7 separate regions of the Homo sapiens genome follow, and all the other regions are linked to region 5. A link is a loop called in an ENCODE intact Hi-C map of the cell type or tissue named here. Cell type or tissue: PC-3. All regions are shown on one strand. Each heading gives the region's core, and the rest is flanking DNA. Links, peaks and the distances in the headings are about the cores only.

What was found. Peaks named below come from ENCODE experiments on the same cell type or tissue, not always from the same donor. Only the 100,000 strongest peaks of a DNase experiment are listed, where the experiment ranks them.
Region 1: a loop joins it to region 5, with 15 times the contacts of the local background. A loop is called at or near these places in 89 of 110 quality-filtered maps.
Region 2: a loop joins it to region 5, with 22 times the contacts of the local background. A loop is called at or near these places in 15 of 110 quality-filtered maps.
Region 3: it touches region 5 in a loop (12-fold over the local background); 11 of 110 quality-filtered maps call a loop at or near these places.
Region 4: it touches region 5 in a loop (3-fold over the local background); 2 of 110 quality-filtered maps call a loop at or near these places.
Region 6: a loop joins it to region 5, with 9 times the contacts of the local background. A loop is called at or near these places in 11 of 110 quality-filtered maps.
Region 7: it touches region 5 in a loop (7-fold over the local background); 9 of 110 quality-filtered maps call a loop at or near these places.

The regions. Positions count from the first base shown.
Region 1 is chr3:35,963,382-35,968,075 of GRCh38, forward strand. No RefSeq gene overlaps it. Among named protein-coding and RNA genes, the nearest start is that of MIR128-2, 220 kb to the left of the region's middle. In PC-3, for the core only: a CTCF peak has its summit at 2,723; a DNase peak (open chromatin) is centred at 2,710.
Region 2 is chr3:36,122,186-36,126,879 of GRCh38, forward strand. No RefSeq gene overlaps it. Among named protein-coding and RNA genes, the nearest start is that of STAC, 260 kb to the right of the region's middle. In PC-3, for the core only: a CTCF peak has its summit at 2,133; DNase peaks (open chromatin) are centred at 2,136 and 2,416.
Region 3 is chr3:36,589,725-36,594,418 of GRCh38, forward strand. No RefSeq gene overlaps it. Among named protein-coding and RNA genes, the nearest start is that of DCLK3, 170 kb to the right of the region's middle. In PC-3, for the core only: CTCF peaks have their summits at 2,429 (motif pointing right) and 2,634; no DNase peak of the experiment used is centred there.
Region 4 is chr3:36,212,323-36,217,016 of GRCh38, forward strand. No RefSeq gene overlaps it. Among named protein-coding and RNA genes, the nearest start is that of STAC, 170 kb to the right of the region's middle. In PC-3, for the core only: no CTCF peak of the experiment used is centred there; no DNase peak of the experiment used is centred there.
Region 5 is chr3:36,698,833-36,703,526 of GRCh38, forward strand. No RefSeq gene overlaps it. Among named protein-coding and RNA genes, the nearest start is that of DCLK3, 63 kb to the right of the region's middle. RefSeq lists an enhancer at 2,146-2,440. In PC-3, for the core only: a CTCF peak has its summit at 2,327 (motif pointing left); DNase peaks (open chromatin) are centred at 2,309 and 3,199; H3K4me3 peaks cover 378 bases; H3K27ac peaks cover 1,006 bases.
Region 6 is chr3:36,600,374-36,605,067 of GRCh38, forward strand. No RefSeq gene overlaps it. Among named protein-coding and RNA genes, the nearest start is that of DCLK3, 160 kb to the right of the region's middle. In PC-3, for the core only: a CTCF peak has its summit at 2,165; no DNase peak of the experiment used is centred there.
Region 7 is chr3:36,538,463-36,543,156 of GRCh38, forward strand. The region is part of intron 10 of STAC (SH3 and cysteine rich domain); the gene reads left to right. Among named protein-coding and RNA genes, the nearest start is that of STAC, 160 kb to the left of the region's middle. In PC-3, for the core only: CTCF peaks have their summits at 2,638 (motif pointing left) and 2,857; a DNase peak (open chromatin) is centred at 2,629.

The sequences.
Region 1 (4,694 bases), core at 358-4,357, 740 kb before region 5:
ATCCTTAGAAATTTAAATCAAATCCTATAACCTTTTTAAGGTACAACCAATTAAAAAAGACCTTAGTGTGATACAGAACATTTTGAGGGATGATTTGCAAAAGCTTATAACAGTAGATAGAAAGACAGCATGCTATTTCTAAACAAAGCAATGTAAAAGATTCTGATGTAGAAATGTTTGCAAAGGAGTAAAGCAAAATTGAAGGTGAGAAATTGCTATCCAAAGTGTTCTATTGTGTTTTGTGTGATTATAATCACTTTGGGGAGAATGAGAAAAAGAAGCAGAGGGACATACTGGAATAAGCAGGAGGAAGAAGGCAAAATCATTTCCTTGAATGTGAGCTCTATTGTTGAATACAGAAAGTCCAACAGAAGGTAAGAAATCATATGTAGAGCTAAGACAAGGGCATAAATGAGTAGATAAGTGGCAGAGAATGGGGCTGAGTTTCTAATATTTTTATATGCACTGTGTGGATAGCTTAACATTGAGAATAATGTAGGGAAGCATTGTTAACTGTTTAGACACCATAACTTCAGACTCATGATTCAGTTTGGGCAGAAAATAGCACCAAGCAGGAAGAGATAAGGGAAGAAAGGAAAAACAAAATTAAAAAAAATATATTGATTAGTACATCCTGACACATCGTTAAGTACTTTACATGACTTATCTCATATTGATGTCATTCACTATTTTTCTCCAGTTATGAGTAATACTATTCTTAATGAAACTTAATATAGAAAAAATAAAAAGTATTTATAATCTCACTACCTTACATGTCTGTAAACCACATAGATTTCATAGAATTTATGCCATAAAATACAGCGTTATACATAATGGTTGGTTTTTGTCTTTTTTTTCTGCTTGCCATGGTCCTTGTCACATTATTACCTACTCATGGAAAAACTAGTATTTAATGACATCCCTTGATTATTACCTTGTAAGTTCCTTGGAAGATGATATCAGAATTGGTCTCAACCCTATATCAAATATCTATATTTATTTTTCGAAACTTTTTCTTCAAAATGCACTATAACAATAAAAAAAAAAAGCAGAGATAATGCTAGCTTCTCCTAACACTTTCCTGTAGAGAAATTTGTGGATCAACTAAGAATGAGCCCTCACTGATTACATGGCAAAATGTATCCATGTGGATACAAACCTGTCTTTGTGGCTAATGATGACAATTTTAAAAATAATTATAATTTGGATATCTGTATTTTCTCTGTTTACTATTTCATACCAATTGCCTTCTGGATATAAAATATTTAATCATACACTCAATCATAATTAAGCATTTCAGGATATTGGGTATGATTATATACAGTAATAAAGGGGTGATGTTAATATGATAGTTTTTCGTGCTGCCTCAGTTATCTGGAAATTATGACAGCCAAGTCACATTAGCATGTTATTGCTCTCTGAGGTTAATAGCATGCTATTTAATGTGAAAAACCAATAAGATAAGCTGGGCCTCTTTTTCCTAAGGTTAAAATGACAAAGGGCATGGACTTCTATGTAAATTTTTTTTATATAGAATCTAATTAACTGTATTGATTAAAAATATAGTTATATTTTGAAATAGGTAAATATACACACACACACACACACACACAGATAGTATTTTCTGCTCCTTTAAGCTTCTATTGTAGTAAAAGGCAGAACATTGAGAGAGAATAAAGCCAGGCTAGAATCAACCCTAACCCTAACCCTAATATGTGTGCGTGCGTGTGTGTGTGTGCGCGTGTGTGTGTATTTATCTATCTATCTCATAAATATAATAGGCAATGTGTTTCTAAGTTTCAATATGTTACTGGGGGATGACACAATAATAATGCATTCAGATATGAAAGGAAAGGATTTAATCCTTCCTTACAAAGGGAATAATCTGGAATTCATAGAGGCTGTTCAAACAGTCAGTGTCAGTTGGTTTAGTTGCTCTAAATTACAAAGCCTCCTAGTATAATTGTACATATAAAGTTGGTTGGTTTTACTGAGCCTTTTCCTTGGTTTCCAATAAAAACAAAGAATATCAAGCAAACAAAAACTAACAATGGGTTGTTGCCAAAAAAGTTGTTCTTAACACTGAACAAAAAAAGAAAAATGTAATTTTGTATAATAGCATCTCTTCTGCTAAATCATTATCTCACATTTATTAGATCCTTAGCATTTTTATCTTATAATAAACACTTTCCCTTTCATTTTCCTATCCTTTAAGCTCCTTTTGTAGTAAAAGGCAGAACGCTGAGGGAGAATAAGGGTAGAATCAATAGAATAAGTTTTACAGTGTCAAATAGACCAAACTTGGTTCAATTTATAAGACAGGGTAGATGTTTCATTGCCAACTTGAACTAGATCTACACTGAGGCCCATTTATTTCACAGAGCTGATAGAAAGTTTTCTTGTTGCTGTTCCTAAGGCACAAAATTGATTTCTCTAAATGAAAGTGTAAAATTATTTCAATAAAATTGCTGGCACCCTTTTTTCTTTACTGTAAGCTCAACATGTAAAACCATATTTAATTCAGCATTTCCCTCTCTCAGTTGTCAGTACTCCCACAATAGAAATGGCATTCATTTTTAGGCACAGTGAGTGAACAAAAGAATCGAGAATCTACATTGCAAAAAAGCTATGAACTGGCTTACTTTTTCTGATTACTCTGGTGTGCATAGCAATCCCGTGCTGGTGGAAACTGTTTTGAGAACATACCCACATAGAACAGGAGATGGAGCTCTTGACTAACATGAATTCAAGTTGCCTACCATCTTTTTAGATTAACATCATTTACTTTATCCTACACAATTCAGAGACTCCCAGAAATCAAGGCTAAGTAATTTCCCCTGATTATCAGTTATTTGTGTTAGGAAGTATTCAATTTGGGGAATTAAAGTCCTTCCAGACTCAGGGTCATTACTTTAAAACAATGAGAACTTGAAGCAGAAGCTCTGAGTCCCAGAATTGTGAGATTCAAGGAAATCACTGCACTGGGACAATGCTCCACAAAGAATGTGTGTGTGTGTGTGTGTGTGTGTGTGTGTACCTATGACAAAGGTAAGCCTTGGCTCTCTTTGACACTAATAATTGATCTTAACAGTCTCATGTAAAGTATCTGCAAATGCAGATTTAAGACCCTTCTTTTAGCCAATTGTTCCATCCAAAGTCCTTTTATATAAATAGTGGAACTGCTTCTGGGGTCTGTTGATTGACTGACTTTTGAAGATGGCCACACATGGCTTCTGTTTCTTTTCTGAATATGATCTTTTCTTCTCAATATTCCCATTTTGTTTTCCAGCTTTATTCTAGGTACATTTTCTTTCATTGTTTTTCTCTTTATATTCTATTCTAATGGTATGAAATAATTTTGGAAGTAAAAACCCCTCACAGTTCAAAAGAAGGAAGTGAAAGGGCAGAGTTTTAGGCATTATTCTTTGTGGCAAAATACTAAAGAGACAATTATTTCTTAGACTTGTGAATAATTGTATTTGCTGGACTTTTCTTCCTGTATTTGGCCCATTAGGAATTTTCTAAATTACTCATCCATGTGTTGAAGTATAACCCTCTTTAGAAAAAGCTTCTGTGACACCTTAACTGAAACCACTACAGTTCAAGGTGAATATATGAGAGGTCCCCATTGGACAAAACACTCTGCATAAAGCGCCTTGGAAATGGCTCTTATTAGCTCATCCTCTTTGTTTCATTCCTAGTGAAGTCACTCACTGAAGAGGGAGTCAGCAAAATGCTAGTTAAGTAATAAACAAGGGTGAGAAAGACAGGTTAGACCCCCACTCACAGCATCTCATCTCAGCTTTTGCAAACTTGAGTGAACTTCATATAGAAATTACCTGTGTTTCTAAGCCAGGCAACTATGGACAGCGCTCACACTTACCACTAGGTTTCTGAGCCCATGAAGCAGTCTTCTCTTTGCAGCCTCTAAAAAACAGTGCTTCCTTCAATTTAAGTTTTGGGTTAGGAGAGGATCCAAAAGGGTTTTCTTTGCGTCCTCCTGAAACAGTAACACTAGAGGTAAAAAATGGCTTGATATTTATTTATAATCACTAAAAGGCAATAAGGTAAGGCTATTATCTTCAATGAAGATGTATTCCATGCAACCCACTGTGCCAGATATATTGGCATATATTTTCAGAAGAATACCTAGGAGATTGTGTTATCCTATAAATTGTATAATAAAAAATCCTGTGGCTAAAACCTTGCTGTGGAGCAGAGGTGACACATATGCAGACATGATACAATGTCTGTGCAAAGTGTGACAAGTCACAGAGCATCAGTGGCAAGGAGGGAGTGCAGCAATGGTTGGTGTCAGCAATGGTCAGGAAGGACTTCTGAAAAAGGGAAGTTTAACCTGAATTTTGAAGGATGGATAGGATACCCTTGGACTGACAGGACAGGAAGGAGAAACTGAAGACAGAGAAGAATAGGGTCATGCTGCTGGCAGATGAAAGCACAGGGGCATGGAAGAAAGTTATGAGGAGTCCTGTTTTTGCAGAGTGTGAAAGACTGAAGTTGGGGGCATAGAGAAGTATGCTTTTGAAGTGCTTGCTTGTGCTACCTGTTGCTCACTCTTAATCACATAAGTGATAGGGGCATGGTAAATGGTTTGCAGACTTACTCCGAAATTTCTCTTACTATGTGGAAAGGAAAGAGGATACTGTTGTCTCAGTGCCTCTTAAGTCTCCAAG
Region 2 (4,694 bases), core at 371-4,370, 580 kb before region 5:
ACGGGAAACAGAGCACCCAGAATACCATAGCCCATTATATCAGGCCACTACAAGACAGATTGCCTGGGAACCCAGGCAAATTTTCTGCATCTTACCAAAGTCCACCAGGGGTGGGTATCTAGGAGTCTGCAAGTCCCAGTGTTCCTGGGCTTAGGATACCGTCTAGGGCTGAAACGGATTCAGTAACCACAGGCTTAGGGACCTCAACAGTCAATCTCCTTTGAATTATTAGAAAGCCTTCTAAAGAATAATGGGTATAAACATGGTGAGACTACAAAGAATAGAATAAATAAAAATTCTCCAATGTCTAGCCATTGATGAACATCTACAAGCATCAAGAACATTCCAAAAAAATATAACCTTACGAAATGTAATAAATAAAACACCAGTGACCAACCTGGATTGCCAGAGATCTGTGACCTCTCACACAGGTAATTCAAAATAGCTGTTTTTACCAAAACAGATATGTAGATCAATGAAACAGAACAGGGGCCTCAGAAATAATGCCACATATCTACAACCATCTGATCTTTGACAAACCTGACAAAAACAAGCAATGTGGAAAGGATTCCCTATTTAATAAACAGTGCTAGGAAAACTGGCTAGCCATATGCAGAACACTGAAACTGGACCCCTTCCTTACACCTTACACAAAAATTAGCTCAAGATGGATTAAAGACTTAAATGTGAGACCTAAAACCATAAAAACCCTAGAAGAAAACCTAGGCAATACCATTCAGGACATAGGCATACGCAAAGACTTCATGACTAAAACACCAAAGGTAATGGCAACAAAAGCAAAACTTGACAAATGGGATCTAATTAAACTAAAGAGCTTCTGCACAGCAAAAGAAACTACCATCAGAGAGAACAGGCAACCTACATAATGGGAGAAAATTTTTGCCATCTATCCATCTGACAAAGGGCTAATATCCAGAATCTAAAAAGAACTTAAACAATTTTACAAGAAAAAAACAAACAACCCCCTCAAAAAATGTGCAAAGGATATGAGGAGACACTTCTCAAAAGAAGACATTTATGTGGCCAACAAACATGAAAAAAGCTCATCATCACTGGTCATTAGAGAAATGCGAATCAAAACCACAATGAGATACCATCTCACGCCAGTTAGAATGATCATTAAAAAGTCAGGAAACACAGGATGCTGGAGAGGATGTGCAGAAATAGGAACACTTTTACACTGTTGGTGGGAGTGTAAATTAGTTCAACCATTGTAGAAGACAGTGTGGCGATTCCTCAAGGATCCCTTTCAGAAATAGCATTTGCCCCAGCAATCCCATTACTGGGTATATACCCAAAGGATTATAAATCATTCTACTATAAAGACACATGCACATGTATGTTTATTGCAGCACTCTTCACAATAGCAAAGACTTGGAACCAACCCAAATGTGCGTCAATGATAGAATGGATAAAGAAAATGTGGCACATATACACCATGGAATACCATGCAGCCATAAAAAAGGATGAGTTCATGTCCTTTGCAGGGACATGGATGAAGCTGGAAACCATCATTCTCAGCGAACTAACACAAGAACAGAAAACCAAACACCACATGTTCTCACACATAAGTGGGAGCTGAACAATGAGAACACATGGACACAGGGAGGGGAACATCACACACTGGGACCTGTCAGGGGGAGGGGGGCCAGGGGAGGGATAGCATTAGGAGAAATACCTAATGGAGATGACAAGTTGATGGGTGCAGCAAAACACCATGGCACATGTATACCTATGTAACAAACCTGCACATTCTGTACATGTATCCCAGAAATTAAAGTGTAATTTTTTTTAAAAAATTGCCATTTTGAGGAAACCCAGCAAACTTCAAGAAAACACAGAGAATAAATTTCAAAGTTGATTAGATAAATTTAACAGAGTTTAAATAATTTTTAAAATTCCAACAGAAATCCTGGAGCTGAAAAATATAAGTGACAAATGAAAATTGCATCAGAATGTCTCAACAGCATAATTGATCAAAAAAGAAAAAAGAATTAGTGAGCTCAGAGACTGACCCATTCTTCTTCAGAAGGCTTTCTAATCATCAAAGGGAATTGACCACTGAATTCCCTAAGTCTGTGGTCACTGCAGCCATTTCAGCACTAGAGGGTGTCCTAAGCCCAGGTACACTGTGTGACTCGCAGACTCCAGGATACTCAGCCCTGATGGACTTTGGGAAGATACAGAAAAATTGCCTGGGTTCCCAGGCAATTTGTCTTGTATTGGCCTGATATAATGGGCTTTGGTATTCTCCATGGTGCTCTGTTTTCCTGTGGTGGGGTTGGCACCAAGTTGCAAGACAATGCCCCCTGTAATTGTCCCTGTATTTCCCCTAAGTAAAAATGAGTCTCTCTCTACTATACTGCCTGAAGTTGGGGGAGGGGTAATGTAGGCACTCCTGTGGCTGCTGTAGCTGAAGCTCAGAGTGAGTCACATCCCAAGCCCACAGCCTCCAAGACTAGCACAGCACCAGTGCTCACCCAAGGACTGCACTTGCAACAACCTGGTTGCCACTGAAATTTATTCAGGGTCCGAGGCCACTTTAGTTAGCTGATGGTGAAGCAGGCCAAGACTTAGATTTCTCTTGACAAGGCAGTGTATTTCCGTCTGGTTCATGACTGGTCTAAGCACTCTCACCATGGGCACTCATAGAATTCTACCCAGTGCTGTGTTCCACTGTCATAGAACATCAATGAGTTTCAAAGACTTGAAAATACACATTCAGAGAGAAGAGAGAGAGAGAGGGAGAGAAGTACACTTACAAGATCTAGAAAATAGGCTTAAAAGGAAAATCTATGTATCATTGGCATTAAAGAGGGAGCAAACAGGATGGGGATAGAAAGTTTATTCAAAGAATAATAACCTAAAGAAAGATAGGAATATCCCAGTACAAGAAGGTGAAAGAACACCAAGCAGATTCAATCCAAATAAAATTACTCCAAGGCATATGATAATCATACTCTCAAAGTTCAAGAACAAAGAGAGGATCCTGAAAGAAGCAAGTAACATATAAAGGAGCTCTGATATGGCTAACAGCAGACTTCTCTGCAGAAACTTTACAGGGCAGGAGGGAGTGGGGTGATATATTCAAAATACTGAATAAGATAGAAAACCTTTCAACTGAGAATACTGTCCCTAGAAAGCTATCCTTTAAATATAAAAAGGAAATACTTTCCTAGACAAACAAACGTTAAGGGAATTCATTACCACAGACCTGTGTTACAAGAAATTTTAAAAGGACTTTGTCAACCTGAAACAAAAGAATGTCAAGCCATAAAAAGAGGTTATGAAAGGTATAAAAGTAAGCACATAGACATATTCAGAATACTCAGTGTAATGGTGGTGTATAAACCACTGGTATCTTTATTAGGAAGACTAAAAGATAAATCTATAAAAACAATAACAATTTGTTAAGAAATAGTTAATACAAAAAGATATAAATTGAGACAACAAAAAGTAAAGAGGTGCAGTTAAAATTGAGTTTTCTCGTAGATTTTTCTTCTTTTATTGTGATCAAAGTTAAGGTGCAAATAACTTAAAATAAATTGTTATAACTGTAAGATGTTCTTCGTAAGTCTCAGGGTAACTACTATGCAAAAAGAAAAAAAGAAAAGAGAATAGCTACACTAAAAATAAAGAACAATAAATTAAAACATATTACCAGCGAAAATTAGGAAGACAGTAAGAAAGAAAGAGAGGACTTACCAAACAACTAGAAAACAGGATGCAAAATGACAGTAGTAAGTCTTTACATATCAATAATAACGTTGAATATAAATGGATTAATTTATCCAACTAAAAGATATAGAGGAGCTGGATGCATTTTTTCAAAAAGACACAATTACATGCTACCTAAAAGAAACTCGCTTCACCTGTAAACACACATGACTGAAAAGATGGAAAAAGGTATTCCATGAAAACAGAAATCATTAAAGAGAAGGAGTAGCTATACTTATTATATCAGATAAAATAAACTAAAAGCCAAAAATTCCAAAAAAAAAGAGACAAAGATGGTCATTATATAGTGATAAAAGGAGTCATTTTAATGAGAGGATATAACAATTGCAAATCTCTACGTACCCAACACATGAGCACTCAAACATATTATACAAAGCAAATATTAATAGATCTAAAGGAAGAGATAGACTGCAATACAATAATAATAGAGGACTTCAAAACACCACTCTCAGCAATGGACAGATCATCCAAACAGGAAATCCACAAAAATAACATCAGAATTAAACTATATTGCAGACAAAATGGACATAATTGACATTTGTAGAACATTTTATTCATCTGCTGTAGAATACACATTCTATTCATCAGCACATGGAGCAATTTCCAGGAGAGACTACGTGTAATGCCACAGAACAAGTCTCAATAAATTAAAAATAATCAAAATCATATTCAAATATCTTTTCTGACCACAGTGGAATAAAATTAGAATCAATAACAAAAGGAACTTTGGAAAATGTAAAAATACATGGAAATTAAACAACATGCCCCTGAGTGACAAATGGGTCAATGAATACATTTAAAAGATAATTAGTTTTAAAAAACAAATAACAATGGAAACACAAAATTTGAAAACCTAAAGAATACAGCAAAAGCAGTATTATGAGGGAAGTTTATAGCAATAAATGCCTATATCAAAAAAGCATAAAAACCTCAAA
Region 3 (4,694 bases), core at 437-4,436, 110 kb before region 5:
AAAATAACAATACATTTTTAAAAGTTATACATAAACACATACATTAGCCTAGGCCTACACAGCATCAGGATCATCAATGTCATTGTCTTCTACCCCTATTCTTATTTCACCCTGAAATAAGGTCTTCTGGGGCAATAACATGCATGGAGCCATCATTCCCTTGGATAACAATGCCTTCTTCTGGAATACTTCTGAAGGACCTACCTGAGGCTGTTTTACACTTTTTTGGTAAGTAGAAAAAGTATACTTAATAATAATGATAAAATGTATAGTACAGTAAATATAGAAACCAGTAACATAGTCATTTATTATAATTATCAGTTATGTACTGTACATAATTGTATGTGCTATACCTTTATATGACTGCTAGCACAGTAGGTTTGTTTATACCAGCATCACCACAAACACATAAGTAATGTGTTGCTCTATGATGTTACAATGGCTACGATGTGGCTAGGCAATGAAAATTTTTCAGCTTCATTATAATCTCATGAGACCACCATCATATATTTGGTTAGAGAGAGAGAGAGGCAGAGAGAGAGAGATCCTGTTGGTTTGGTTTCTCTGGAGAACTTCTAATATATTCTTCCTTTTTCAAGAAAGGCTTCTATCCTACATCATGTAGTCTTTTATCTCCCAACAACAGACAGCTTCCCACCTAAGTCTTATACAAGCAGCTTCTGTTTCTCTCCCAGTTGTCTTTAGATCTATTTCATCTCACCTATTTCACATAACAGCATTTGAAGTCAACATCATTAGATTATAGATAATGAAGCTGAGGCTCAGAAAAGATCAGTAACTTCCCCAGGCTTCTACAATTAGTTATACTGCCAGATGTGAATCCGTAATAATGAAGTGTCAGACCCATACTCTTTCTAATTACTGTCGAACTATTCATTTTTGTAAGTATGCAATGTGTGGCACAATGCCTGACACCTATTAGACACTTTATATGTGTACCTTTTGGCTTTCAATTACAATAAAAATTGTACTGTTAATTCCTTCACTGGAAGATGTCATTCTAAAAACTTGTCTTTATAGTCTATTGGGCTTCTCAAGCTGCTGAATGAGTCTGAAAATTACCCTCAGGTAAATTCTATACTTTCCACTAGTGATCACATGCTGATTGCTGTCACACAATTTTCTGATTTTTTTTCATTATAAATAAACCAAGTGTTGAGGTCCAGGACTTGGTAATAACTATTCTACTTATTCACCTCCGAAGAAATGGAAATCCCTATGGTACGTCAGAAACTTCAGAAATGTTTTGAAAGTTAAACAAATAGATCGTTCATTCATATATTGACCCTTGTTCTAAGTTGTTTAATGAATTTGGACTTTGAATATATGCTCGTTTTCTTCCCTTAATGACGCAAACTCTTCTAGGATTTAGATTTAGTGGGGAAATATGTTCCCAATCTGGAAAGTTTTGCATGTTTATGGATATGTATTTAATAAAGATATAATTCATAATTAGTTTTCCATGAAAGGATCCAACTTAAGTTTTAAGCCCACTTTAATAAGGGGGTTTCCTTTTGAAAATAATTGTTTGCAATGGAAAATTTTTAAAAACAAAAATTCCCACAGGTAAATGAAAGGGTGTTTTTAGTGTTTCTAAGTCAAATGGAGCTTCACCTTCTTTCTCTCAATTTTAATTGTGAAACCATGTTTCATGCCTATGATTCTTTGAATTGTGCATTTCCACCTGGTTTTAAGTTAAGCACTCAAGAGAAGCTCCAAGAGGAGTTCTTAACTATCTGAAGAACAATGAAGCTGCCGGAGCCTATAGATATTATTTGTGTGGTACAAATCATTAATGGTTCATTATGACAAATACCTTCTGTGTGAGAAGCTAAGCTCTGTGGCTATAGAGAAGTAGATGGTCCACTTGCTCAGTGAATGTGCAATCTAGCTAGAGAGATAGATTATGTTTCTAAACGATAACTTTAAAAATTGTTATATGAACGGTATAAAACAAGTATGTCAAACATAGGGCCACTCCTACCATTGATATCTATGGGAGACATTCCCAATCAATCATACTTTTTGTCTTAGTTAGGACTGCTGTATCAGAAATACCATAGACTGGGCAGCTTAAACAACAGACATTTATTTCTCATAGTTCTGGAGGCTGGGAAGTCCAAGATCAAAGTGCCAGCAGATCCAGTGTCTCGGAAGGGTCATTTCCTGGCTTGTAAACAGGCTCTCCCCTGTCTCTTTTTATAAGAGCTCTAATCCCTTATGATCTAATTACCCGCCCCCACCCCCAAAAGCCCACTTCCTAACATCATCACATTGGGGATTAGGCTTCAACATACGAATTTGAGGTGGTCACAACCATTTAGTTTATACCACTTCCTTTTCCCAATGAGCCTGGATAGAGCCTGAGTTTAATATCTTCTCAACACAATATAGTTGGTAGCCACCAGGAGTCAGAGTATGCATATGCAATGACATCTATTTGCCATTCATGTACAAGTAATGCTTTAGGAGTTCAAAAGACAGTAAAGTCATGTAAGAATGGGACAGTACAGTTAAAAAAGACTTTTTAAGGACAGTGGGACATGATCTTGAAACACGAATGAAATGTAGCTTAGTAGACAGAAAGCTGAAAGCATTCAAGCAGAGGGAATGGTGTGAACAAAGGTATGCCAGTGAGTATCGGTTGAGTGGATATGGGATGGTGAAGAGACCTTGCAAATAAGAAGTTTTCCAACCTATTGCCTAACTCAATAATTGCTTTCCTATATCAAAAAGAAGATACAATAAATAGTAGTTTCTGATTCTACTCTTTTCCCCCTCCTTGAAGGATTTTAAGGCCCACTTTGTAAAACTCAGAACGACATATTCAGAAGGAAAACTGACTTAAAAACCTTTATGGGCAACATTATCAGAAACCACAAACTTCAAAGAATATATGTCAGACTAAATCATTTACTCAAAGTATATTGGACATGAAGTAACTCAACAGTTAGAGCCTCTAATCTGCAACAAGAGTGGATGTTTGGTGAGGTTACACAGGAATTGTCGTGGTGCCCTGATTCATCCCCAAAAGGGATTTGTTTTCAGCTCAGACACTGATCAGAATCATTTCAGGAAAAAGGCAGGGTATAATGAAGAGCAAAATAACAGAGTTGCAGCACACAGATGCAGGCCCTAGGCAGACAGCAAAAGACCTCAAAACAAAGAAGCATTTCCACAACATTAAATATTTAGGACTTAGCACTTAAAAATATTTAAAATAAGCTTCAAACAAGTATGTAAGGAGAGACTGAGACTCAGCATTCTGAAATGAAAACCCCACTTTCCTTGCATGCCAGCAAAAAATAAAAATAGTGTGAGACAAGAGTAGCAATTTACTCACAGCAAAACACAGACAAATGGAAGAAAAGAAAGTGCAGACTGGATGACAAGAGAGAATAAGCCCTTGGGGAAAATCTATCTGGTCAAGGGGGAAAATCTATCTAGTCAAGGGGGAAAAGGTCAGAAATTAGTACACGGACCCATTACATGGTATCCATAGTTGTTGGATTACTTATGTTTGAGTCAACTTTCTTGAAAAGTCTATACGGTTGTTACTTTATAAGTGGGTTCAGTTGTTCTCAAATAGCCTTTTTAGTGTCTCCAAAATCTATTAAATAACTCCTTCAAATACAATTAGGGATAGCTGTTGGAAATAAAATAGATCTTGCTTAGCTATCAAATTCAAGATTCTGTGCTGAGAGTAGACCAGACTGATATCAGCAGCCTATTTTAGGTCAACATCTCTAGAAGCAGAGCCTGAGACAAGAATCAAGTACATGTGGTTTGCTGGGAAAGCACTCTTATGAGAAACCTGTGAAGGAAGGATGGTAGGAAGAGCAAGAGGAAGATGCTGAGCAAGAATGTGGTCTCAGGCATAGTCTGGTCTAGCCCTGATATATAGAGGGGTCTGGAGAGAAATCCACACCTCAGAGGCATCCCTTCTGAAGGAAAAGAAGCTTATACCCCATAACTTTGCAGGCCAGATAGTTTCCCTCATTCCAGGGTAACTTTCCAGAAAAGATGGGTGTCTGTGAAACATGAGCAGCTGACGTTCACAGAAGCTGAGAAGATGGGTGCACAACACAGGGGAACTGGGGGAGGCACTAAAGTGTCTACTACGCAGTCTCTTTGCAGAGTATTGTCTTACTTGGCCTAATTTTTGTCTAGCAAAACTGTATAAGAACCAATGCTAGAAAAATCTTATTCCAGCACCTCCAGACCCTTGCAAGGCTCTTTGGGAATAGCTCCTCTACATGGAACTAACCTCCAAATCCTAATTTCAGAAATGCCGTCTAAAAAAGAAACAACAGCAGCAATGTAACATTATAAACAAACGCTGTCAGATCTGGGTTTGACATGCTAGAGGATCACATAGGACCTATCACTGAACGCTGGGGACAAGAGAAAATGAACCAAAAGAAAAATGGGACATGAAAAAAAAAGACCTTGGAAATTTCATAATGATGCAGGCTAGCCTTCTGATGTTATCAGAAAGATCACATGTTCCAGAGTCAGACATATCCAATTGCATTCTCAGGCCTGGGAATTTACTGGTACATTCAGATTCACAATCTCCTCATTGGTTAAAATGGAATAGTAATATGCATCTTTCCTATTTGTTGGAGGAGAAAATGTTTGAAGAGTCACTTATGCAGTGTTTGGCTCATTGT
Region 4 (4,694 bases), core at 471-4,470, 490 kb before region 5:
ATTACTGATGCAAAGAAACACTTGTGTTTATTCCAGAAATTTCTCCACATGGTTGTGATACAGCTGCTTTATGGGGCTGTATTCAATGATGATTGCAACATATGCTGGAAGCAGCCTGCCTGCCATAGAGACAATATCAGCTTTACAGTTAAATGAACCCATGTTTGATTTCATCTTAGCAACTGCAGAGCTTCGTGACCTTGAGCAAGCTCCTTAGCCTTGCTGGTATTTAGCTGAGTCATACATCGATGCTTTTGCCATCTTCATAAAATCCTTGTATTAAAGTTACCCCTTTAAAACACTGAACTCTGATCTTTTTTTTCTCTTCACAGTCACATTTGTAATTATAGCTTGTTTAGTGTTTATTTTTTTTACTATGTTACAAATTCCATAATATCAGGAACTATGCATGTGTATATCACCAAGGTATATCCAACACCTAGAATGTATAGAACCCCTAATATATCATTTAAATAAATACATGAATACCTAAGCATGAAAAAGATTATAATTTGGTAATTTAGCATAGGTAGAAAGATGATTCCCTCAAACAAATCCTGGGGGTACTTTGTCTCTGGGATGGATATATACATGGGATTTAATACTGTTGACCAATTTGGGGAAGTTCATTGGCAGGGTCAGACTAATGTCATACTCAATGTAAACCTCTCAGAATACACCAGAGATAGAAATTTATACTTAAACTCCAGCATGCCCCAGATATGACTCATCAGTGGGCTTTATTTTAATATTTCCTCTTTGGCTAAATTGCAGCCCCTATCCTAATCTTTGGTCATTATTTGCAGGCACATAAGCCTTTTTGATCTAAGTGCTGAAAGACCACATTAATGAGACTACACGCTTCTTGGGTTTTTAATTATTTATCAATTTATGATGTGAGAAAATCTCTCAAAGATAGAAGATAGAAACCTACATAACATTGAGTAGGAGGGCCTTGAATCGTGGGTTTAAATCCTAGCACATCTATTTGCTAGCAGATGGACAGTTAACTTCTCTAAACCATAGTTTTCACATCTGTAAAATGAAGATAAAATCAATACCACTTCATAGCAATGTCATGAGAAATAAATAAAATAATGCCTATAAAGTCCTTAACCTGATACCTGGCACCTGCAATAAATATTAGCTATTTATTATTATTGATTCTTTTTTCCCTATACTGAAGGTAACCTTCTTTAAAATATTTTAAAATTAATACTCAGTCATCAAACAATTGTTGAGTGGCTGCTATACAAACAAAGTCTAGGATGTAGAAAATACTAAAACACTTTTTAAAAGAGTAAAATTCCTATTACGTGAATTAATAAAATTGGCAATGAAGTATAACAGGTGAAATTCCATTCAAGGCTATATCACCTATAAAGCTATTCCAAAATAGAAACAATTTTTAAGTAAGACTTTAATATATCTTCAGGTTATTTTATCTCAACTTTCTAAATTAAAGCCACTTTGAAAATATAAGAAGTGTTTATATTTTGCTACTATGCCTAAATTTTGAGAAATCTATAAAAATAACCCTTTTTTGATATATTTTCATTAACCTGATACATGGCACCTGCAATAAATATTAGCTATTTATTACTATTGATTCTCTTTTCCTTATACTGAAAGTAACCTTCTTTAAAATATTTTAAAATTAACACTCAGTCATCAAACAATTGTTGAGTGGCTACTATACAAGCAAAGTCCAGGATGTAGAAAATATTAAAACACTTTTTAAAAGAGTAAAATTCCTATTGTGTGAATAAAATTGGCAATGAAGTATAACAGGTGAAATTCCATTCAAAGTCTATATCACCTAAAAACTATTCCAAAATAGAAAATATTCCAAAATTCAAATTTTTAAATAAGACTTTAATATAGCTTCAGGTTATTTTATCTTGACTTTCTAAAGAAAAGCCACTTTGAAAATGTGAGAAGTGTTTACATTTTGCTACAATGCTTAAATTTTGAGGAATCTATAAAAAGAACCCTTTTTTCATATATTCTCATTATTTTACCAAGCAGATTTTTCTCTACTGTACTTAGGTGCTTTTTTTTTTTTTTTTTTTTTTTTGGCATTTTGGACGTGTTTCCTAAGTTGTCCAGCTGCTATTTAGGCTTTCATATTTTTTATTGTACAGAAAGAAAAACGGACAAAACACAGAAAAGTAAAAGAAATAACTTTAGAATGTCCATTTGCCTACTTTTTTTCTGTTTTCAGTAGCAAAGTATTCTGGGTAAATAGAAATCGCTAGTGCCAACATATTCCATTTTCCACTCTTGACAAACATACACAGAATCTCTAATATGTACCAGGCCCTGTGCCAGTACTTAACAAGGACAAATGACTCCTTTCTCAATGAAGGCAGTAGAGAGATTAGCTAAAAGAAAAGGTTCTAGAATCAGACTGACCAGGTACAGACACTCAGTGACTGTGACTTGTAAAGCTTCTTCACAGAGACTGTCCATGGACTTAGGGATCAGGCAGAACCGAGTTACAATTCCAGAGTTTCCATTTAATGGAAAGATCTGAAATATATAATCAGCATTTCTGAGTCTCTGTTTTCTCACTTTTAAAATAAGGGTCAACAATCTCATTTTGAAAACTGTGAAGCTGAAATGCAATACACATCTGCAATGTGTTAGCTCAGTGCCTAGGTCATGTAATGCTATGCTAGGTCCCTTCTGTATCTGTGCCTTTTCTTCCAGACATACCTTTGGAAAAAATATAAATAATTGGGTAAAAAATAAATTTCAGTCAGAAATTAGGGGTTACTGCTGGCATATACCGTTCTTTTGAAAGGACAGAATGTATTGCTGTGACTAAAAGTCACAAACATAGGCTGAGAACTCACAATCAAAATCTCTGATAGTAGTTGTTGGTGAGAAATTTAGGATTTTATCAGCACCATAGACTCAATGACTCAAGAAAGCAAAAAAGATGATTAGTTATATACCATCCTGCAAAATGCCATGTAGTACTTGTTACAGCAAGAGTTGAATGTTGGTTTCAAACAGATCAAATTGTTCACCATCTGTTCATAGAAAGATAAAGCCCCTCTTCCTGTAAAATAGATCAACAAGGATTCGAAGAAAAAATAATTGTCTCAAATTTCAGCATCAAGTGACTGTCCTTATGTAACCAAAAATTACACACAGGGAACAAATAAAAGATCAGCCAGTAAAATAGAACAATATAAATTTTGAAATCCCTTTCTGCATATCTTGGAAACATTTCACTTGTGTTTTATGGAAGACTGTAAAGTAACAGTGAAAAACATATTTAATAGAGTGCCAGATAGTTCAAGTTTTACTATTTTAAGACTTCAATCTTCAACATGCTGTTTTTATACTGTTTATCCAAACTTTAAAATCTTTTCAGGCCTTAATTGCTTTTGTACTATGCATATAGAATTAAATTTCTGTATAATATTTTATATACTTATATTTTAAATATAAGTAATCAACTTATATTTTAAATATAAGTAATCAACTTATATTTAAAAACAGTAAACAATTAGAAAGCAAAAGACAAAACCCAGAGAATCTAAAAAAATCTACAGTCTATTAGAATTAACAGTAAATTTGGCAAAAATACTTTGATACAAGATAAATACCAAATCAATTTTATTCTAAGGAAAAAAGTAGAAAATTAAATTCCATAAATTATATAATTCAATATAATTCATCAAAACACAAGCACCGAGAAATCAGTCCAACAGATGTGTAATATCATTACACTGAAAAGTACAAGGCATTTCTTAGAGGAAGTAAAGAACACCTAAATAAATAGAAGGATATATAAATTCATGGTTATGAAGACTCATGTTGGAATGAAGTAAATTATCCTCAAATTAATCTAGAGACTCTAAGAAGTTCCAATCAAAATCCTCAGCTAGTTATTTTTAGTTGACAAGCTGATTCTAATATTTATGTAAAAATGCAAAGAGCCAAAAGTATCAAGGACAGTCTTGAAGATAAATATCTAAGTGTAATTTAAAAGACTTATCACATGTCAGGAATTGCAATAAAGCTACAGTAATTAAGTAATTAAGATAGGGTGTTATCAGTGCAAAGACAGACAAAAATACTAGTGAAACAATATTCTAGAAGCAGACAAATATATAAGTATTTGTTTTAAATCAAATAATGTATTACAGAGCAATGAGAGAAGGATGGTCTTTTCAAAAAATATATGCTGGATCAATTGTATCCCCATATGGAAAAATTCATTTTGATGCCTAACTTACAATATGCACAAAAATAAATACCATAAAGATCATTGATGTAAATGTGAAAGGAAAAATAATAATGGTTTTGAAAGAAAATGATGAGACTATATTCATGACTTGGGGATAGACTGTTTTCTTGAACAGGAAACAAAAAGCATTTACCAAAAAGAAAAAAATTATAAATTAGATTATGTTAAAATTAAGAAATTTTGTCCATTAAATGATTCCATTCAAAGATTGGAAAGGTAACACAAAGAATGGGAGAAGATATTTGAAATATCTATCCAAAAAAGGAAATATATATATATATTATATATATATATATGTACTACAAATCAGTATATATATAGCATATATATATATATGCTACAAATCAGTAAAAGACCCATGCTCCAAAATAAATATTTGAACTGACATTTTGCAAAAAATAATATCCAAAATACAAACAAGCATATGAAA
Region 5 (4,694 bases), core at 305-4,304:
AGGTTTTCCCCTTTGTGTATCTCCATGAAGGACCCCCAGGACCTTGGCACAACCCCAGGGTGAAGAGATGCCCACAGTTATACCAGAGGTGAAACTTCCTGTCAGCCTAGCAGCATGGGGCTTCTATATTACAACATAAAAAGGCTGGGCACGGTGGCTCATGCCTGTAATACCAGCATTTTGAGAGGCCAAGGCGGGTGGATCACCAGAGGTCAGGAGTTCAAGACCAGCCTGACCAATATGGTGAAACCCTGTCTCTACTAAAAATACAAAAAATTAGCTGGGCGTGATGGCACATGCCTGTAATCCCAGCTACTCGGGAGGCTGAGGCAGGAGCATCGCTCGAACCCAGGAGGCAAAAGTTGCAGTGAGCCAAAATTGTGCCATTGTACTCCAGTCTGGGCAACAAGAGCGAAACTCCATCACAAAAAAACAAAAAACAAAACAATATTACAACATAAAAGAGGTGATCCTTCCCGCCCACCCTACATTAAAGACTCAGGTTTATACCACCCCAAACACTTGGGCAGGACCAGACTTTGCAAAACCTGCTACTAGAATTATAGGGACCTAGGAGGAAATATAAGATGGAGACTGAGGACAAAGACTCAGAAGTAAGGAATTAAAATCCAAGCATTTAAAACCCATAGCCACACACAGTCCCCATAGTGGACCAAGACAAACCTAGTATTTGACCTGCATTAGTGAAGAGTGACTGGATCCTTAGTGAGGGGCACCTGGAAACACAAATCAGAGCCTCTGATTAGCAGCTACAGCTGTTGTGTGTGGTCACTTTGCCCTTTGAGTTCTAAATAAAATTGGCTCAGGCATATTTCTCACAAGGTATAGGAGGTTTGGTGAATTTCTGGGAATGCATAATCAGAATATTTTTCTTAAGAAGACCAGGAGAACTGGCAGGGTCTCTAAGATTTTTGTCTTCCTTTCCAGACAGGCCTTATGTGAGACTTAGATGTATAGTCAGTTTTGTTCTCAAAAGGCAATTACTCAATTGTCAAAACTCATCAAACTAAACACTTAAGATCAGTGTGTTTTATTATATGTTAATTAGCCCTCAACTTAAAAAAAAGCCACACTTGTTATGGGAGTCCCTAAAATCTGGAAGCATAGATATATGTATGTCATCAAAGATATCTTCAATCTGATGTTATAATGTCTACAAGTCCCACACTTGACGATGCCCTAGATTGAGTTACATTATTGGAGACTGAATGTATATAATATTGTCAGTCTACAGCATGAGTTCAATCTATTTCAACAATAGGGATTACCTGGGCCAGACAGACCCAGGTGAACAGCCCCTAGTACAATGCCAGCATGACAATGTACATAGGTTTTGCACTATGGTTGGGGGGAAATTCTGGTGTTTTTAAAAACTGGATTGGAAGAGAAAGACCTAAGCTGTGTTACTCATCCACTCGGCTCCCTTGAGCAAGTTTATTTCCCCTTCCTGGGCATTAGATATCCAGATGTAAGAGGAGTAAGGTGAACAAGATGATAGCTACATCTTAAACTTTATGACTCTATGTTGAATATCTCCAGAAAAACTCCGGGTGACTTTCATTATAAATCATATAAGTGAGACATCCTATAAATGAACATCCTTAAGAAGATGCTGTTATTCCAAGATTCCAAATAGAAAAACAAGCCTTAGCGTGGTTGAGGCCACATAGCAAATTGAAAACAAAGTGTCTTATGATCCCACACAATTGAAGAGAAATGTATACTGGGATTTTCATGTTGCTAAGGGTAAAATCACCAGATTTGCATTTTAAAGACCCTTTTGACTGTTTGCAGACTAGAGCAGAAAGGACTTATACCTCTGCCTTAGCATGAGAATTGACCAGCTAGCCTGCAAGTGTGGGGCTCTGGAGTGGACTAGCTTAGAAAGATCCAGTCTGCCTGTATCTAGGGAGGTACAAAGGTCTCCCCAGCAAACCACTGGCTATCAGGCTGGGGCCAGCATTGCTTTTACAGCCCAGGAAAAAAAAAAAAAAAAAAAAAAAAAAAAATATATATATATATATATATATATATGTGTATATATATATATATATATATGTATGTATATATATATAGAACATAGCCCAAGGACCAAACTGCAGCCCAGCAGTCACTTGCCTGTGCTTTATTAGGCTAAGCTTGGCTGACTCGGCCCAGATAAGGTCATCACATAGAGGGTATTTTTTAAAGATTAAAAAGCAACAAACCCACTGCAATGCAACACCAGTAAATTATATCTCATAGACGACCAACGCACCCAGGACTGCAGGCCCTGTGTGATTCCAATGTCAAGAGCACCACCTGCTGCCCAGGCTGTGCAAAGCCTGGTTTGTCTTTCCTTTCTCTTCAACATCAACAAAATGTGCTTCAATGGAGAGGGTCTCAAACTGAATGAGTATGCTATCAAAGTCCAAGATGTGTGATCTGTTGCATTATTTTTCACTTTTATAATAAATTTTTAAAGTTAATCCAAACATATGCCAGGTTGTCAGACTGATAAAGTAAAGGAAAATCATAAAACCAGATTCCAGACCTTTATTTTGCATTGTTAGGATATTGCTAGGAGGTCGTGGCAGGTGCTGTTATTTTAATTGTTGAAGGTTAATGAAACAGAACAGAAGTGGACTAACTCATTAAGGAAGCATTTATACTAACAAAAGCCAAAGGACTCAGCTGCAAGCTCCACAGTGATTACGGAAAAGTGATGTGAGACTTAAGTGATGCAGGGTTCACAAGGGTGTAAGCACACCTAACTCAAAAGAACCTGAGACAGAGCAGTTAGGAGCTTGTTTGTAGCATGAAAAATAAGAAAGAAAAGCATCATCTACCCCATTAAGTTGACATAGATTATTGATGTAGTTTTATTTTAACTTAATTTGCAATGTTATTTTGCTTTATGATTATTGATTACAAGGGTAAGAAATGTATACCTAGTATTGTTTGAAATATTTAAGTTTCATTGTATAAAATGATTTAATTACTTCTAACTGGTCTTCCTCTCTCTCTCTCTCTCTCTCTCTCTCTCTCTCTCTCTCTCTCTCTCTCTCTCGCTGTCTCTCTCTCTCACTCACACACACAGTATTATTTGTTAAATGAATTAGTAAGTAATATCAACACAGAGAGTTTGCCAGAATTTCTTTCCTCTAAAAAAGATCCATACGTGACTCAGTATTAGTCAGGTTTTGGCTGAGATAGTGCCATGCTGTGTAACAACCCCAATGTTTCAATGACTTACAGTAACAACGATTTGTTTTCCTCATTCACGTGTCTGCAGGTCACTTAGGGCCACTCTGCATCAGTCTACAGGCCAGGTTCATGTCTGCTCCATGTGTCTCTCATCTGTGAACCAGAAGTTCTCAGGACATGCAGACGGCAGAAGCACGAGAGGCCAAACAGGCAAATATATGTAAAGCCTCTGCTCATATCTCATTGGCCAAAGCCAGTCACATGGCTAACATCAATGGAGGAGAGAAGCACATTCCCTCCCACGAAGGTTGCCTAGGATGAGGGAGAGGTGGAAAGGTAGAATTATGGCTAAATAATACATCTATTGCAGATCCACATTTTAGAAGCACTGCTTTCAAGGAAAGGAATAATTTACTTTCCCACTACTTCCTTTAAAAAAATGTAGCACCTCCAATCCAAGTGGTAAATTAAGTCCATGTAATTTATTCTCTTCCCCCATCAAATCTCCATCAAAATAACAAAATAAACTTCAGGGTAAGAAATTCTAAGTCAGCCGGGCGCAGTGGCTCACGCCTGTAACCCCAGCACTTTGGGAGGCCGAGGCGGGAGGATCACAAGATCAGGAGATCGAGACCATCCTGGCTAACACCGTGAACCCCCGTCAGTACTAAAAATACAAAAAAATTAGCCCGGCGTGATGGCAGGCACCTGCAGTCCCAGCTACCCGGGAGGCTGAGGCAGGAGAATGGCGTGAACCCGGAAGGCGGAGCTTGCAGTGAGCCGAGATGGCACCAACGCACTCCAGCCTGGGCGACAGAGCGAGACTCTGTCTCAAAAAAAAAACAACGTTCTAAATCCTAACAGGTTTCTTAACAGGAAGCCAGAGAAGGGCTTTAAGCCTAAAACTTAAAAACTGAAATAGGGGTTAAACTGATAAAGGGAACCTGGAAGAAGTGCTGTCCTTTTCACCATCTGCTACATGGACGTCTAAGAAGGGCTCAACTGGGCATGAAGTGATGGGATGCCAGGAACCTGGCTTTCACCTGAGCTTGGGACCAAAGAAGTTAGAGATGGAGGTGGATGGTGCTTGCAGTCAGTGGAGAACAATGCCTTGCAGGAGTGGCCCTGTGGCCTGTTGCCAAGGTCCCAAGGAATGGAATTGAGGGTGACCTCAGCTCTCATTGGTGATCATCCTGCATACACTGTACATGGGGATAGTCAGCCCTAGGGTACATAGGCCCTGCTGGTAATGACTCCTGCCATTGGCCACTGGGCTGGGTGGTGAGAAGACCTTGCTCTTGGCAGCCTTGGGCTGCTGACATGGACATGGAAGAGAAAATGCTCAAAGGTGGCACTCCTATGGTAAGATGCCTCCCTCCATGGAGAGGAAGCCCTCCACTGACCCTCAATGGACCTGCCCGAGTGTCCAGTATTATGCAAATGAGACCAGTCTTGTCTATGAAAATAAACAATGGGAATAATCACAG
Region 6 (4,694 bases), core at 398-4,397, 98 kb before region 5:
GCAACTAACAACAGGGACTTCTGAAAACATAAGCCATTCTTATCCAAGTAAAAGCTAACTTCTCAGCCTAAAGTTTAAAATTTCAAAATTTTCCAAACATTACAACAACAATCAGGAATGTTTTCGAGCTAATGATGATGTTATTAATGGAGTAGGAAAGTGACATGTGAGTGGAGATCACATGACCTCAATTCTGTAATAAGAAAGAGGAGTCCCAGAAAGTTTCTCTAAGCATCATGCCACCCACTGGTCAGTCTAGAATACGAATTGAACACCTGAATACAGAGCAGTAAGACATATTAAATTGTTAGGTGGCGCTAAAATTTAGGTACCACATTGACCTACTCAATTCTCATTGGTGTGACAGCAAGCAAGAAAAAAAGAAGAGAAACTTGCTGATTATACCACTGCAGATAAGTCCTCCAATGTTTTTGTTCTGATTAAACAAGAACTTTGACATTCCTTCCTAGTCTTGATGGACTACTTGCAGCTATGCACTATAAATTGCTTATATAATCTGTATAAGCAGATTTATTTTGATAGACTGTAGAGGATTCTGTGGTACACTGTCAAGATCTCCCCTGTAGAACCAAGGTACATTCCCCACTCCCAACCCAACTGTCAGGAGTGTTGGCTGTTGACAGCTCATTTATGTCCCTTGAGAGGAACTGCCCTCAGCCACAGGGAATGACCACTCCCAAAGTTGTGCCAAAGTTCTTCCTTCCAAGAGAACCACCAGAAAACCTCCAGCACTCAAATTACCATCTCAGAGTCCATTCCAGACAGTGACATTTTAAAAAACTAAATAAAAGAAGCAAATGCACATAAGGCAAGTTAGAAAAAACAAGACTCATGCTTATTTATTATTCTCAAGTTCTTAGAAAAATCAAACTTTAGAAATTAATGTTTTTCTTTCTTTTTAGCAAGATAGAGCCTAGTTTCAAAATCTCATGAGGGGAAACATCACAAAATGATTACAGAACTGCATCAGGACCTATTTTCTTAAGCAGTCTTTAGTTTTCCCACAATTGAAGCTTTAGGTGACCTTATTAGGGTTCACTCTACTTTCTATATTTGTCATATCTATGGATTTCCAGAATCTTTTGAACACCCATCCTGTACTTTGGTAATTCTTCAGACTGTGAGACCCACCTGTGCAAGATAGAAACCAGAGAACTTGCTTCCCCCACCTCCCTTACAATCAGGGCACAAGGAGGCAAAACAGACACAGATTTCAATGAAGAAAACAAGACAAGAAAAGATGCAGCACTGAATCCATCTTATTGAAAAGGGAGAGAGAGCTTGGAAGAGAAAAAGTAAGCTTTCAGAATCCGGAATGCTGGGGGATTTCGAAGCCATGTAGGTCACTGTGCTCAGTGAAAACTATGGGGCGTGTGCCCATCATCACAGAAATTGTGCCTGAAGGAGTCCTAGAAAATACCATTTTGGTTTTTCTTCCTATTTATCCCCCAAGCCTGATTCTCTGAGCATTCAATAACTTTCTTTTCTCTAAACTAGCTTAAAGCATGAGCCATACATTGTTCAAGAGTAGAAGTTGTTTGGACACAATATAAAGTCTTTTAAATCCTTATCGCAACTGCTCTACCCTTCAGTCCAAAAACATGATGCTGCCTGTTCTCACAGGATGAATGACGAATTCTGGAAATAAGGCAGGTTAATTTTTTTCCTGCTATTCCAACATCAACTAGATGGCTGTTCACTTTATTCCAGCAAGCTTATGTTCAATTTTATATGTGGCTCAGTGAATTTGACTTACTCTAGCAAATCTATATTATCTAAATGGCTAATTTAATGATACACCTAAATGAATAAGAGTAGCCTTTAACAGAAACCTATTATAGAATCTTTTTCAGATTCCTTGAATCTTTGGAAAATCCTTTCTTGGATTCTGTAATATATCATCTCCTCATTTTCTTCCTACATTATTGGCTCCTTCTCTGCTTCTTTGTACACCCTTCCTCTTCTACCCCAAATCTAAATGTTGGCATTCCTCAGGACCAGATCTTTACTTCTCTCTTTATACCCTCCCCTGATAAACTCAAGTCTTGTTGTTTCTAGTAGGACCTACATATAGGTGACAACTACATTTACATCTCCAGCTTTGAACTCTTGTGAGCTTTAAACTTTAGATGGCACTAGAAGATTATCTAAGAGATATCAGGAATTTAACGTGTCCAAAATGGAATGTTCTAACGGCAAAACAGTCCACTAGATTACCCCCACCAAATACCTAGGAGCCATCTTTCATTCATCTTTTCCTCTATTACCTACATGATTCAGAAGCATAGCAAACACTTGGAAGAAGCTGATAAAAAATGTAAAAAAAAAATTTATATAAGTCTGATTTGTGCTTTAAAATATAAGAATGTATCAACTCTGTTTTAAAAGTGCAAAATCAACTTGAAAATTAATAGGCTAAAATATGGGCTGGAATTAAAAGCTAACTGGAAAAATGAAGAAGCCATTGTTTCATGTGAGAAAATAGGCCAAGGAACCAAAAACACAAAGTCAGAGTTGATTTCTGTTTTGATGTTCATAAAGAACAGGATCAAATCTATCGACAGTGTAATATTAAAATATGATTAAACAGTACTAATAGTCTGACTTATAATACCAAATTAGAGTGTCAAAAATCAGGAAATGGTATGATAAATGAGATAAATATAAGCAATTTTAATTCCAAGAATAACTTAGGAAAGACATAATCATTGAACTGATCTCAAATTTTAAAGAAAAAATAGAGATTAATGTGTCTTAGAAAAGATGAACTACAAAAGCAAAACTGAAAGCATGACATATTATTAACAAGTGATGGGGGAAATTAAAAGTAAAGAAAGTATGTAGATGAACAAGCAGATAAGAAAGCTGTTAAAAGACTAAATACTTTGATTAGAACAAAAATGGCCTGAGCTATCTTCTTCAACAAAAGTGCCAAAAACATGCACTGGGGCAAGGACAGTCTCTTCAGTCAATGGTGCTGGGAAAGCTGTATATCCATAAGCAGAAGAATGAAACTAGACCCCTATCTCTTGCCATATACAAAAATGAAAGAAAAATTGATTAAAGACTTAAATCTAAGACGTCAAACTATGAATCTACAAAAAGAAAACATTGGGGAAACTCTCCAGGACGTTGGTCTAGGCAAAGATTTATTGAGTAATACCCAACAAGCATAGGCAACCAAAGCAAAAATGGACATGTGGCATCATATCAAGTTAAAAAGTGTCTGCTCAGCAAAATCAACAAACGGAAGAGACAACCCACAGAATGGAAGAAAATATTTGCAAACTACCCATCTGATAAGGGATTAATAATCAGAATATATAAGGAGCTCAAACAAATCAATGGGAAAAAAAGAATCATCTGACTTTAAAATGAGGACAAAATTTGAGTAGACATTTCTCAAAAGAAGACATACAAATGGCAAACAAGCATATAAAAAGGTGTGCAACATCATTGATCATCAGCGAAGTGCAGATTAAAACTACAATGAGATATGATCTTATCCCAATTAAAATGACTGACTTTCATCCAGCAATAACAAATGCTGGCAAGGATGTAGAGAAAAGAGAATCTTCATACACCGTTGGTGGGAGTGTAAATTAGTACACCACTATGAAGAACAGTTTGGAGGTTGCTCAAAATATTAAAAATGGAACTACCATATGACCCAGCACTCTCACTACTGGGTATACACCCAAAAGAAAGGAAATCAGTAATTCAAAGAGCTATCTGCACTCTTCATGTTTATTGTAGCACTGTTTACAATAGCTAAGATTTTGAAGCAACCTAAGTGTCTGCCAACAGATGAATGGATAAAGAAAATCTGGTACATATACACAATGGAATACTATTCAGCCATAAAAAAGAATGAGATCCTGACATTGCAACAACATAGATGGAACTGGAGAAATAAGCCGAGCACAGAAAGACAAACTTCTCATGTTCTCACTTACTTGTGGGAGCTAGAAATTAAAACAATTGAACTCATGGAAATAGAGAGTAGAAGTATGGTAACCAGACACTGGGAAGGGTAGTTGAGGTGGGGGGAACAGAAATGGTTAATGGGTACAAAAATACAGTTAGATAGAATGAGTAAGATCTAGAGTTTGATAGTACAACAGGGTGACTGTAGTCGACAATAATTTATTGTACATTTTAAAGTAAGAGAGTATAAGTGGAATGTTTGTAACATAAAGAAAGAATAAGTACTTGAGGTGATGACAACCCATTTACCCTGATGGGATTATTATCATTGTATGCCTATATCAAAATATTTTATGTTCCACATAAATATATAGACCTACTAGGTACCTATAAAAATAAATAATAATTTTGAAAAATAAATTGCTGTGTTAAATTCCCCTATCAAAGGGGAAAAATTCTCGGATTGTTTTAGAAAGTAAACCCAACTATGTCCTACATATAAGGAAGAACACCTGAAACAAAATGGCACAAAGAGACTAAAAGTTAAACTATTGACAAAACAATAATAATAAAGAAAAATGTTGGTAATATAAACATCTAATTGAACAGAATTAAAGGCATGAAAGCGTCATTTTATGAAGCAGTCTCTATAATTAAAATTAAACCAAATTGGGAAACTTTATCTGTTAATAGCCTCAAAGTTTACAAAACAAAACTTCTGTTATTGCTGTAGCTGGTTTTGTGGC
Region 7 (4,694 bases), core at 418-4,417, 160 kb before region 5:
TGCAATGAACATCTCTGAACATAAATATTTGTCTCTAACTCTGATTATTTTCTTAGGATGTACTTTGGAATTTAGCGGAAAACAGATCAAGACGTGTACAATTCTTGATGCATACTGCCAAATTGCATTCAGAAAGGTCGTGCCAACTTACACACTCACACCAGATGTTCATGAGCATATCCAGATCATCACATGCTTGCAAGAATTTAACATTATTATTTTTTGTTATGTCAGTTTGATAGATTAATAATATTTCATGCTAATCTGCATTTTCTGGATGGTTAAAGAGGCTTACATTTTATCTCATATATATAGGGCATTTTTTAAAATAATCTATTTATGTACTTTGCCCATTTTCTTACATTATTTAAAAAGTTTTCTACCTTTGAAGAATATTTATGTCTGCTGTACCACATGTGACCAATATTTTCTCTAGTTTATCATTTGCCCTTCACTCTCAATGCCTCTTTCTCCAGGAGCTTAATCATTCTTTGGTTGGATCATTTCTGGTTTACCATGTTTCCTTTATAGTTTTAGTGTCTTTATTATTTTACACTTCTCTATCTCTCTCTGATTCCTCCCAAGAGACTGTTTCAAGATAGTCCTCACTTCACTTTGATTTTTCTGAAGTTTCAATTCAGTCTTTCATTGCTTCTAATACATGTTAGTTTAGTATTTATTTCCCGGTAGACTTTTCTTCTCAGTCAGCCCCTTTCTTCTACAGAATATTTTCTTTTCTTTTCTTTAACTTTTATTTTAAGTTCAGGGGTACAGTGCAGGTTTGTTATATAGTTAAACTTGTGTCCTGGGGTTTTGTTGTACAGATTATTTCCTCACCTAGGTATTAAGCCTAGCACCCATTAGTTATTTTTTCTGATCCCCTCCATCCTCCCACCCTTCACCCCCTAAAAGGTCCCAGTGTGTGTTATTCCCCTTTGTGTGTCCATGTGTCCTCATCATTTAGCTCCAACTTACAAGTGAGAACATGCAGTATTTTTTTGGTTTTCTGTTCCTGTGTTAGTTTGCTAAGGACAATGGCCTCCAGCTCCATCCATATCCCTGCAAAGGACATGATCTTGTTGTTTTATGGCTGCTTAGTATTCCATGGTGTATATGTACCCCAGATTTGGGGTACATATATTTTCTTTATCCAGTCTACCATTGATGGGCATTTAGGTTGAATCTATGCCTTTGCTATACAGCATGTTTTCTTTGTGTCTCATTGCATCATCTCTTTACCTCGAGATATTTTCTCCTTATAACACTGAGGCCAAGTCTTCCTTCAACCTACTGCATTCAGTATGTCTGAAAGGAGAACTCTGAGACATACATGCATATTTTCTGTAATTTTTAAAATGTTTTATTGTAATAGTCTTGGTCCTTTTATCCTGTGGTAGGCAGAATAACAACTCCCCAAAGATGCCCGGGTCCTAACCTCCAAAACTTGGAATATGTTACTTTATATGACAAAAGGAATTTTGTAGATGTGATTAAGTTAAAGATTTTGTGACCAGTAGATTATCTGGATTATCAGGGTGAGCCCAGTGTAATCACAGAGATTCTTAGAAGAGGGAGACAGGAGGGCCAGCGTCAGAGAAGGAGATGTGATGATGGAAGCCGGGGTCAGAGAGAGAGAGAGATTTGAAGATGCTATGCTCCTGGCCTTGAAGGTGAAGGAAGGAGCTGTGAGCCAAGGAATATAGGTGATGACCTCTAGAGCTGGAAAAGACAAGGAAACAGACTCTCTCTTAGAGCCTCTAGAAAGAATGCAGCCCTGCCAGCACCTTGTTCTTAGGACTTCTGAACCCTAGAACTGTAAGATAATAAATTTGTGTTGTTATAAGCCACCAAATTTGGGGTAATTTATTGTAGCAACAACAGGAAACTAATCCAGAGTTTACACAAAAGGGACTTTGCAGATGTGATGAAGGTTATGGACTCTGGGATAGGGAGATACCCTAGATTGTCTAGGTGGACCAAATCTAATCACTTGAGCCCTTAAGAACAGAGAAATGTATCTGGCTAGAGTCAGGGAGATGCAGCAGAAGAGGACAGATGAAAAATGAGGTAAAAGTGTAAGTCAAAGAGAGATAAAGTATGAGAAAGACTCAGCCTACCATTAATGGATGTGAAGATGGAGAAAGGGGACCACAAGCCAGAGGATGAGGGTGGCCTCTAGAAGCTGGAAACAGGCATCTCAGTCCTCCAGCCACAGGGAGCTGAACGCAGCAACATCCTAAATGAGCCTAAAATTAAATAATCCCCTATAGAAAAAGCAAAGAAAGGAAGGAATAGAGCCCTTTTGACTCCGTGATTTTGGCCTTATAAAACCCAGAGCAGAGAAAACCAGCCAAGTCCGCTAGACCTACAAAACTGTGATATAATAAATGGTGTTGTTTAAGGCTTCTAAATTTGTGGTGATTTGTTACAACAGTAATAGCAAATGAATAAACATCTCAAGTTACAAAAATCAAACTCAAACTTAAAGGGTCTATTTTACTCCTATAATAAAGAGTCTGATAGAGGTCAGTTCTTGGGTTGATAATTCAGTGGCTTGATCCTCTGGTCAGAGAACCAAATTCTTCCACATTTCTGCTAAGCTATCCTTGAAATGATAGCTACGTCCCCTAGTGGTCACAGATGGCTGCAGCCACTCCAGGAATCCTTCCAGACAAAGAAAGATTTTCTTCCTAAGGCATCTCTTTTAATAGGGGGGAAGAAAAAAAAAACTTTCCCAGAGTTTCCCTAGCAGGTATTTCATCTTGCTTCATTGGCTGGAACTAAGTTCTATGTAAACCACTAAGAATCACTAACAAGGAGGACAGAAACAGGACTTGGATCAATTAAATTTACCTAAGTCACATAGGATAGGGATGGGCAACAGAATGAAAGGCAGGACTCTGCTTCGTGGGAAAACGACAGAAATGACCATGAGTACCAATCATCAGTGTTTGCCTCAAGGTTTTAGTTATCCTAGAACAGTGAGTGATTGATGCAGAACTAAGGTTGCCCAGCTGAAATGGTGAGTGAATTAGTCTGGCTCCAGCTCAGTTTCCACAAAATTCAAAAACCAATGTAGAGGACATGGATGTGTGATCAGGAGTCTAAAATATCAAAGATGGAACACTGAATGTTAACATTTAACTCCAAAGCAAGGACCTCCAAGCCATTAAAGAGTCTAGGCTCTGGAGAATGAGATTGGGAGGAAATTGAGTAAGGCATTCGAATCCAGAAGACCGTAAACTGCCTGTGTCCCATACTAGGAAAGCAAAGTTTCTGAGAGATGCTGAGGAGCTGGCCATAGCTGAGCTACATGGTTAGGTATGTGCTGGGCTGGCTAGAGATGGGATGCTGTGTATGTGAGGTGCCTCTGCTCTGCATATGCTGCACTTACCTTGGTGTTGGGACATCCAGCTTACCACTGCTGCATACATGATGCTCATGTCAACAAGCTGGCTGGTCAGGTCAGGATTTATCAGTATGGGAAGAAAATTTGTCCAGCTTTCAGGAAGTCTCTTTATGTTAGAGAGAGGGAGGAAGGATGGAGAGAGAATGGGTGGCAGGAGAAAAAAACAGGACAGATAAAGATGGGAAGGGAAAGGAGGAAAGTCAAGGGTAGGGGAGAGGAGAAGAGGAAAGGGAAGGGAAGAGAAGGGAGGGGAAAGGAGAATAGAAAGAATTGTTTTAAATAAATCTGATCACCTTATTCCTCCAATTAAAACCTTTTAACACCTGTTTGCCCTTTTCCCATGCTGCAGAGCCCTGATTTTGTTCTGTTGTCCACCTATATCTTAAATGACTCAGGCAATGCTAACTGAATTGATCCCATTCTCCTTGTCGGTGATGACTTTAGTGGTTTGCTTGTGGCCCAATTCTAGTCCATGAGACAGATCAGAAGGTCAGCCAAAGGTCTTAGCAGAATTTAGCGTGGCTTGCATTTCCTGCATACTCTAGGCTCTGACAGATTTTGTGGCTTCATCTTACACCCATTAGTCCCTCCATCTCTCTGTTCTGGTACACTGAATTTTTTCCATTACTTCAAAGTGTCCCAGTCTCTTGAGGCTGGAATTTTTCTGATTCTAGTCTTATTTTCCTCCTTCCTACACCTTTTTCTCTTTCTTTAAATATCACTTCTTCAAGAAGGTGTTTCTTACCCCATTGGCTAGATCAGGTTTCCATAAGTATTTCCATTAGTACTCTTTTCTTTATTCATTAAGTCATGCAAAAAAATATTATGTTTTATGTTGTCAGTCAGATTACTAAATGTTGTCCACAGGACAATCAGCCATCAAAACAGCCACAGCCCTTGCACTCACCACATTGTTGATTTCTCAATAAATGTCAGCTGGGACAGCTGTACCCAGAAATCTCTGTCAGGGATCCGTCTGTCTTGTATTGCACTAGTTCCCCAGCATTTATAATGGTATCTAACACATAGTAGGTACTCAATAAAGAGTTGTTGAATGAGTGAATAAATAAGGAAAGCAGGAAATTGAGGATCCTTAGGCAATGAAAATATCTCTAACTGTACCTGATGAGTAAAACATTTCTGCTAGGGAGATCAACTGTTCAATTACAGTTTGGAATTGAAGGGTTTTGAAGGACTTAGGACTTTCAGTGCTAATATTGAGAATGTCCTGAGCAAACCGAGACAAGTTGGTCACCCTCTATTTATGGCCCTCCAAACCAAAAGA